3 separate regions of the Homo sapiens genome follow, and all the other regions are linked to region 3. A link is a contact called in ENCODE Hi-C or POLR2A ChIA-PET data. All regions are on one chromosome and are shown on one strand. Each heading gives the region's core, a stretch centred on a gene start or an enhancer-like site at or near the end of the contact. The rest is flanking DNA. Distances are from core to core; before and after follow the strand shown. Region 1 has its middle 43 kb from the start of MKLN1-AS. Region 2 overlaps LINC-PINT (long intergenic non-protein coding RNA, p53 induced transcript). Region 3 overlaps LINC-PINT (long intergenic non-protein coding RNA, p53 induced transcript).

Region 1 (2,700 bases), core at 29-2,528, 220 kb before region 3:
GCGCCACTGCACTCCAGCCTGGGCGACAGAGTGAAACTGTGTCTCAAAAAAAAAAAAAAAAGTCCATAGATGCTGAGGAAACACACGCAGAGAATAAGGCATGATCCCAAGTCAGTAATTGTCACGCAATATGATGAATGGTTTTTATAAGAGCAAAATGCTATGGGGCCAGAAAAAAGGGAATGACTAACTATTGATGGGAGTTTCACCAAAAAAACTCACAATCAAGCTGGTCTCTTAAGACTGCATCAGGCAGAGGTGAAGTCAAGGGCATTCCAGGACCAAGAGAAACAGCTTTGCCTGAGCTGTTGCCAAGCAAACCACACCCTCAGCTCAGCCCTATTGTATCTACAGAGGCCTATTTTTATTCTTTATCCTCATCGCTACTTTTTAAGAGAAGAAAAGAATGCTGACTTCTTCCCTAATTTGCATCCATGTATTTTATATGCCAAAGAAAGGTGATTGTCAGGAGGGAAAATAGAAGTTGACTTTCGGCAAGTCCAATTACGACAGGTCCTCACATCCATCTGATAATAAGTTAACATGGAAACGCTTACCTTTGCTGAGCTTCTACCTCATTTCGGAAAATTGGGTTAGGCTATCCTGTGAATGCAGTACCAGGGGGAAAGTGGACAAGGTATGAGCGCATCCCGTGTCTCATTGCCCCACACCAGGAGGTTCATCTTTGGCAAACACTCCTTGAATGGGAATTATGGCTGAGGCCCTTTTTCCTCCCCTAGGCTGACCTTCACATCACTCCTCAGGGAACAACTCTGCCTAGGGCACCGCCCAGCTTCCCTCCCAGGCCAGCCCTGCTAGGCCTCTGAGACCAGAGCCGTGCTGCTTATGAGTGGAAGAAAGGAGAAAAAACTCTTAGGACAGCAGCCAGGAGAGAATGAAAGACTGGCCAAACCCACCAAGGAGCAAACGGTTCCCCATCCTCACCCTGCAGCTTCTGCTGGAAAAGCGGGGAGGCTGGGGAACCGGAATCTCAGCCTCAGAGTACGCATCACTTATCCTTGTTTTCTCAAGAAGCCTCTACCTTCCAGGCCCTGCCAGGAAGCTGGCAGCATTTTCCTGAAGCAGTAATAACAAGGACAGAGCGTTCTAGCCTGCTGGAGCCTGCTGGCTGGTCACTCTTTCCACTGCCTTTTGTTTTCATGCATCATTCCCCTCACTTGCTTCTCAGATTCCTCAGGGCTTTGAAAAAGCCACAAATGCTCCACACAGTGACACCACCCAGCGGGCTGGCAGACATAGCTGACAGGCACCTTGCCCTAAGCGACCGCACGTATGCAAGCCCTGACAGCTGATACCCAGCCACACACCTGGTGAGAGGGAAGGCAGCACTTAGAAAGGGCCCACCCTATTCACGTAGCTGGCAAAGGTAGGGCTTTAGATCAACTACAGCCCAGTGCACTGGTAAATCACAGACCGCTTTTTTATTCAAAGTGTATCTGTATGTTGGACAGTGGTACTTCCCCACCCTTTCCTCAAACATCTAAATCCAGCCAACATAGATGCTACCAACAGAGCACCAGAGTAACCTCAGCGTGACAATCCACATATCAATATATTAGATCATATACACATGCATACTTGGAGCAGACTTAACTTTATTTGTGTTTTAGAACCACCTGTAGCCTATTTCAAACCACACTCCAGAGTGAACCTATCAGAATCTATGAAAATAGGGCTTAGATATGTGTATTTTTAAAAAACTTGACAGCGTTGGTTAGAATGTGGGACAAGACAAATTCTTGTATATCATTGATGAGATATATAACAATTGGTTCAGCTGCTGTGGACAGTAAGCTGGAAGGCAATCTAGTCAAGTCGGAAGTGCGCATATCCTATTCCCTAGCAATTTTTGTTCTAGATATATTCCCTAGAACTCTCACACATGTGTTCAAGGAGACGTACACCAGGGCATGATTTACATCATGATTTGGAATAGCAAAAAACTGGCCATAACAAATATCCACCCACAGGAGAATAGATTCTAGAACATTTACACAATGGAGCACTACATTGCAGTATTATATAATATAATGTTATGTTATATAGAATGGATTAGCTCTACAAGTACCACAGATAAATCTCCAAATCACAATGTTGAGAAAAAAAGCTACAGAAAAAAATATGTACACTATTTACATACAGGTTTAAACATGCAAAACTTGCCTATTGTGTAGTAAAACTATAAAAACATGTGGGAAGGACACTCACAGTCTTCAACAGATTGGTTACCTCTGGAGAGAGTTGAAATGAAAGGGCCTTCTCGGCCGGGCACAATGGCACACGCCTGTTATCCCAGCATTTTTGGGAGGCCAAGATGCGCAGACAGCTTCAGCCCAGGAGTTCTAGACCAGCCTGAGCAACATCATGAAACCCTGTTTCTACAAAAAATACAAAAATTAGCCAGCTGTGGTGGTGCATGCCTGTAGTCCCAGCTACTCGGGAGGCTGAGGTGGGAGGATCACCTGAGCCCAGGAGGTCAAGGCTGCAGTGAGCTGTGAGTGCACCAGTGTACTCCAGCCTGTTTTGGGCAACAGAGTGAGATGCTGTCTCAAAAAAAAAAAAAAAGAGAAGAAAGAAAGCAGTAAAGAGAGAGAGAGGAAGGAAGGAAGGAAGGAAGGAAGGAAGGAAGGAAGGAAGGAAGGAAGGAAGGAGGGGAAGGGAAGGGAAGGAGGGAGGGAG
Region 2 (2,700 bases), core at 147-2,646, 170 kb after region 3:
GACAAAACACAAAACAAAACAAAACACCTCAGGAGGCTGTAAATCAAGCACAACTGAAGCAAAGATAAAAACGGGCAGTCTCAGAATCACCTTTGAAGGTGGAAGGAAGGGCGTTTGTGTGTGACAAGAAGAGTGTACGTTCATACAAGGGTTTTTACTCCTCCTCTGAAAAGTCCTGCTTGGTGGCTGGCCAGTTTGTCATGCTTGGCTGCCCAAGCAAGTGGTGGCAGTCGGAGCACAGGAGAAAGCCGCAGGGGGTGAGGAAGAAGTGCTGGAGAGGGCGCTCCACCTTTCGGCTGCCCTGACCTGTCTCCAGCCCCAGGGCATGTGGTTCTGGGCCGGGCACTGGCCCCCTCTCTGTGGACTGTACCAGGCAGCGGGTAGTGCACAAGCTCTGAGGTCAGGCCACCTGGGCCTAAACTCCAGCTCTGCTCCTTGCTAGCAGTGTGACTCTGGGCACGTTCAAGTTACTTCATGCTTTGTGCCTCAGTTTCCTCATCTGTGAAATGGGGATGGTAACAGGACCCTCATCCCAGGACTGCTGTGTGGATTGAAGTGCCTGCAACGGGATTTGTCTTTTCTGGGATCGCGGTGGATGCTCTATTCCAGGTGAGGGAGTCTCTTGCTTTCTCCTACCTCTTGCAGCCGCTTTGCCTCTGAGTGGCAAATAGCAAGTGGCTGAAAATCACAATGAGCCCGTCAGAGAATGGGGATGGGCCACAAGGCCACAGTCGGATGGGTTCTCCATGCCCTCGACTATGCAGCGGGGTCAGGGCATCCCTTCCTCCTGGGGTGCCCACACCATTCCCTTGGAAGTTTAGACAGCAGCCCTTGCCTCGCCAGACGCAGCAACCCCTCCCAGCTACACGTGGAATCTGTGGCCCAGCCTCCCTCAGATGACCCGCATTGCCTGACAGAGACCAGGGGCCCTGAGGGGTGGCTGTCGCTGGCCTGGGACAGGGTCCCTGCAGGTTTTCAGGGTCCTCAGCAGCATTCGCCAGCGTCGGGTCAGACTGAGTCATGGGGCCCGAGCTCTCCACGAGTTGGTTCTCCAGTTGGTTCTCGTTGGGGGTAATGCCCTTCATCGAACCGCTTCATCCCCAGCCTGTATTGTCTCCGTCTCTTCGCAGTTGTCAGAGGGCTCGGCCGCCACCCTGAAACAGCCCAGAGCTCTCTGAAGAGCACGAGCTTTTACGCTTCTCTCCCCAAATCAACTGACTTTTTCATTGCTTCTGTGGAGGCTTTCTGTGGGAGAAAAGCGTGTTTATGGGGCAAGCTCAGAGAGCTCCTGTCCCCGTGGTGGAATTTTTTTAGTGGCTCTGCCCACGTGGTGGTGAGCGCCGGTGAGGATGGGACGCATTTTCTGCTAAAATGGCTGTGCGAGGCTGCCACCTCGTGGCCAGCACAAGGCAGTGAGTGTGTCCCTTGCTGGAGCTTCTGGGTGAAATAAACTCATTTTAAAGGTCTTCAGCAAGGACCTCACTCCCTCACTCTCTCAGTGTGCATATCATTCCAGCTCCAGGGCTTAATGCGTCTGTTGTGGCATCTCTCAAATCTGTACTTTGCTATCTCTTTGACTACAGAGTCACTACCTTCCGATAAGCCCTTCTGCTGTCTCCAGACCGATCCTTCTAAAGCGTAGATGTCATTGTCTTTCTCTCATTAAAGCTCTTTCATGGCTCCTCATTTTCCAGGTTCCAGCTCATGTCTCAGGAGGCCGCTAAGCCCACTCCTCTGCCCCAGCCTGTGTCTGCGCACGTCTCTTCTCCCTTCCTCCTGGTTTCCTCTGGCTGATACCTGCTCACCTGAAAGTCATCTCAGGTGCCACCTCCTCCAGGGATTCCTCGCATTAGATTAGCTTCCTTCTTCCCCATTCCTAGCTGACTTCCTTCATTATGCCTCAGATCCTTTTTTTGGAAGAAAAAGAAAGAAATGGAAGACAGACTGGCCAGCAGGGGGAGAGAGAGGGAGGGAGGGCATATCAGAGAATTCAATATGCTGCGTTTTAACCAGATACTTTTCTTCCTCTCCCACAAGGCATCAGAGTAGAGACTGCCTTTCATCTCTCTCCCCCTTGTGTAATAGCACAGTGTCTGGCAGATAACTGTTGCTTGCTAATTATTAGAAGGAAGAAAGGGAGGGAGAATAAAAGCCAGCATCACCATGTGATCTTCCTAAGTGCGACAGATGTGAGAAAAGAACTACCTTAAGCTCCAGGGGCCCTAGAGGAACGGCGCTGCGTGCTAGTGCAGATGGTAGCAAACGCTCTCACCTGGCTTGGCAACACTTCTTCACCTCTTCTTTCTACCACCACAGCGACTGTCTCCCTCCAGCCCATCCTACTGCCAAATTCATCTTCTATTAAGCATAGCTTCAATCACATCATTTCTTTATCAAAACACTTCTACAGAGGAGTTCCAAATGCTTTAGCCGGGCCGTCCAGGGCCTCCACAGGATGACCCCAGCCCATCTAGTTTTCTACCACTCTTTATGTGTTTCCTAAGTACCATTCATTATTTTAGGACTTGGTATTTGCTGATGAATTTACTTACTTACTTGAGAGTGTGGCAAAAGCACATCCTAAACTTTCAGTTAAAAGGAGTTTGATTGATTGACCTGCTCTGAGTTTAAGGCACGTGCTGGTCACTGTGGGAGCCATTAAAGAAGGTATTGTTCTGTGGCCGCCAGGAACAGATAGCC
Region 3 (2,700 bases), core at 194-2,693:
GGTTTCACCATGTTGGCCAGGCTAGTCTCAAACTCCTGACCTCAAGTGATTCGCCCACCTTGGCCTCCCAAAGTGCTGAGATACCTCATTGTATTTTATTGTGTGTGTTTATGTGTTTCTGTAATAAAAGAGTGCCCCTTAACAGAGAAGGTCTTACTCAAGAATATTGTGTTTTTCCCTGCCCCTATTATAGACTGGTATGTCTGCAATTCAACTGCTGAATATTTGATTTTTTTCTTTGTCCATGAAATGAAAACACAATACCCTTGACAAGAACAATAGTACATTACATTGTTTTGATAAAATATCATTGTTTTCTCTATATTCAAGAGTGGAAAATATATGTAATTTTTTATAAAGGGTATTATACAGTGGCACAAGCACTAAACTAAGCAACTCTGGGTTCTAGTCTCTACTTGGCCACTTTTAAACTAGTGTTAATTTAACTCTAAAGTTGTACATGCACACAACCCGCATATTCCAAGAGCTTGTTAGGTACAAGGCTTGTTACAAAGACCAGCAGTCTCCCCGCTGTCACTCCTGCCCCATCCCTTGCTCTCTGAGCTCAACTCTTAGAGCGGATTGTTCTGCTTGTTTACCTCCAGCTCTCTAAACAGGCATTGCTCTATCCTCTTCTTACTTTTTCAGTGTTAGGCATTACCTTTGACCTCTCATGATAAAGGAGAATTTATCTTTTTTTTTTTTTTTTTTTTTTTTGAGATGGAGTCTTGCTCTGTACCCCAGGCTGGAGTGCAGTGGCGCCATCTCGGCTCACTGCAAGCTCCGCCTTCCAGGTTCATGCCATTCTCCTACGTCAGCCTCCCGAGTAGCTGAGATTACAGGTGCCCGCCACCGCGCCGGCTAATTTTTTTTGTATTTTTAGTAGAGACGGGGTTTCACCGTGTTAGCCAGGACGGTCTCGATCCCCTGACCTCGTGATCTGCCCGCCTCGGCCTCCCAAAGTGCTGGGATTACAGGCGTGAGGCACCGCCCCGGCCAGGAGAATTTATCTTATGCACCCCCACCCCATGTGCATAGCCCTTTTCTTTTCATTATAATTACATTTTGAATAATTCAGCATTTACATTGTTAGGACTTTGAAAACATTATTCCCAGCTGAGTTATATAATCTATGGTTGCCTTTTCTTTCCAGCACAACTTTTTGTTTTCCCTGGTGTTAATAATTCTTTTCTTTTCTTTTTTTTTTTTTTTTTTTTTTTGGAGGAGGGCTTTGTTTGTTTGCTTAGATTTTATGTACTTTTCCCGTGTTCATCCCTAAACTCTTCCCCCGGTGTAATCTACTTGTGTCGAAAGTGTTAGGGTGCTCTGAAACAGCGTTGTCAGCCTGCAGGCAGCCATCCTCTCTGGCTGTGTTGTCTTTTCTCGAGTTAGCTGGAACTCTCTGCTGCCTCCCAGAGGGACGGTGAGACTTAGAGTCTGGCTGAACGTGAAGCCCTATTTGTTTGTGACTAAGACTGCTTGTCAGCAAGAACTGTCAAGAATGAGTCTTCTGACAGGCAGAAGCACTAATTAGCTTTTACCGTGACCAGTCATGAAGAAGCAGAGTAGGTAAGTAAAGGTGCCAGGGGTGAAATGAAGACCACATGGTATATAAGATATGTGCAAACAATAGTTAAAACAGAAAGAATTGTTTTTCTTTCTTTCTTTTTTTAAAAATACCTTTTTAAAAATAATGGAGATGGGTGGGGGGGGGGGTTGGGAGGAGGGTCTTGCTATGTTCCCCACGCTGGTCTCGAACTCCTAGCCCCAAGCGATCCTCTCACTTCAGCCTCCCAAAGTGCTGCGATTATAGGCATGAGCCACTGCACCCAGCTGAGAAGGAATCTGTGAATTGCTTCTCATTGATTGTTACAGGAAATGATGTTGGAGACATGAATGATCTAATTAATGACTCTTAGCTTTGTATATATTTTGTTTACCTCAATCATAGATTTGGTCTGGTTGTGAATCATGTCTAAGATGTTACTTTTGGGGTCGTCATTATTACATACATGGGAGAAAAACTAGAGGGCAGAAGGAGTCTCTACTATTTTCATTAATAGAACAATTTGCTACAGAACTGTTTTAAGTATTAAATACACAAAAGCTGCCATTCTAGATAGCTAGCAGTAGGAGGCCACAGAGATCATGATTCTGGTGGAATCAGATTGAGTCCTGCAGATTTCCTATTGGAATTGGAAAAGAAACCAAGGGTAAGTAGTCTAGTTGAAATGCTGTAAACCCTTCTTAAAATTCAGGATCAGATAAACTAGATTAAAAATGCCATCCTGTTTTTCATAATGCAGTAACAAATGAATCTAAAATGTGCAACACCACTTTCTTATATGCTTGTGACATTCTTAGTAAATAAAACAAGCAGAGTAGGTATACTGATGTATAACCACCACTTTTTTCCATTGCACTTCTGATTTTTAGTTCTTGAGTCCCCAGTCCAGGCCCTGATTACTTTATGTCCAGATGACTTTCATAGCCTTCTAATGACGCTTTATATCTTGTACTCCTCCACTTCATTCTATGTATTGAAAGCAAGAGTTTTCATCAGAAATGGTTTCGTCACACGTGTCCTATGATAAGCAACCTTTAGTAGTCTCCTGTCAAATAGTATTTCAAGTCCAAGCCTCTCCATTCATTCATTCACTCATTCATTCTAGACATACATATCGGGTGCCTTTACCTGGG

What was found. Hi-C counts contacts between places; a loop is a spot of excess contacts on that map. ChIA-PET counts read pairs that join two places held with the same protein, here RNA polymerase II (POLR2A). Pooled maps may share reads with other maps.
Region 1: a map of cardiac septum shows a loop between it and region 3 (2.5-fold over the local background). The contact joins two enhancer-like sites. A Hi-C loop is called at or near these places in 1 of 168 maps with a recorded cell type or tissue (cardiac septum). POLR2A ChIA-PET finds 5 or more read pairs at or near these places in 10 of 52 experiments (BJ, CD4-positive, alpha-beta T cell, MCF 10A and 7 more).
Region 2: a loop to region 3 is called in a pooled map, with 6 times the contacts of the local background. The contact joins two enhancer-like sites. A Hi-C loop is called at or near these places in 1 of 168 maps with a recorded cell type or tissue (adrenal gland) and 8 of 50 pooled maps. POLR2A ChIA-PET finds 5 or more read pairs at or near these places in 17 of 52 experiments (A673, AG04450, BJ and 14 more).

Annotation. Positions count from the first base shown.
Region 1 is chr7:131,283,319-131,286,018 of GRCh38, reverse strand. It overlaps a transcript of MKLN1 not described here. Among named protein-coding and RNA genes, the nearest start is that of MKLN1-AS, 43 kb to the left of the region's middle. Within about 2 kb of position 1,278, at least 17 of the 41 ENCODE cell types and tissues checked have a DNase peak (open chromatin) inside an H3K27ac peak, as active enhancers do.
Region 2 is chr7:130,895,832-130,898,531 of GRCh38, reverse strand. All of the region lies in intron 6 of LINC-PINT (long intergenic non-protein coding RNA, p53 induced transcript), which reads left to right. Among named protein-coding and RNA genes, the nearest start is that of LINC00513, 16 kb to the left of the region's middle. Within about 2 kb of position 1,396, at least 28 of the 41 ENCODE cell types and tissues checked have a DNase peak (open chromatin) inside an H3K27ac peak, as active enhancers do.
Region 3 is chr7:131,068,119-131,070,818 of GRCh38, reverse strand. The region is part of intron 2 of LINC-PINT (long intergenic non-protein coding RNA, p53 induced transcript); the gene reads left to right. Among named protein-coding and RNA genes, the nearest start is that of LINC-PINT, 40 kb to the left of the region's middle. RefSeq lists a cis regulatory region at 766 and an enhancer at 694-838. Within about 2 kb of position 1,443, at least 21 of the 41 ENCODE cell types and tissues checked have a DNase peak (open chromatin) inside an H3K27ac peak, as active enhancers do.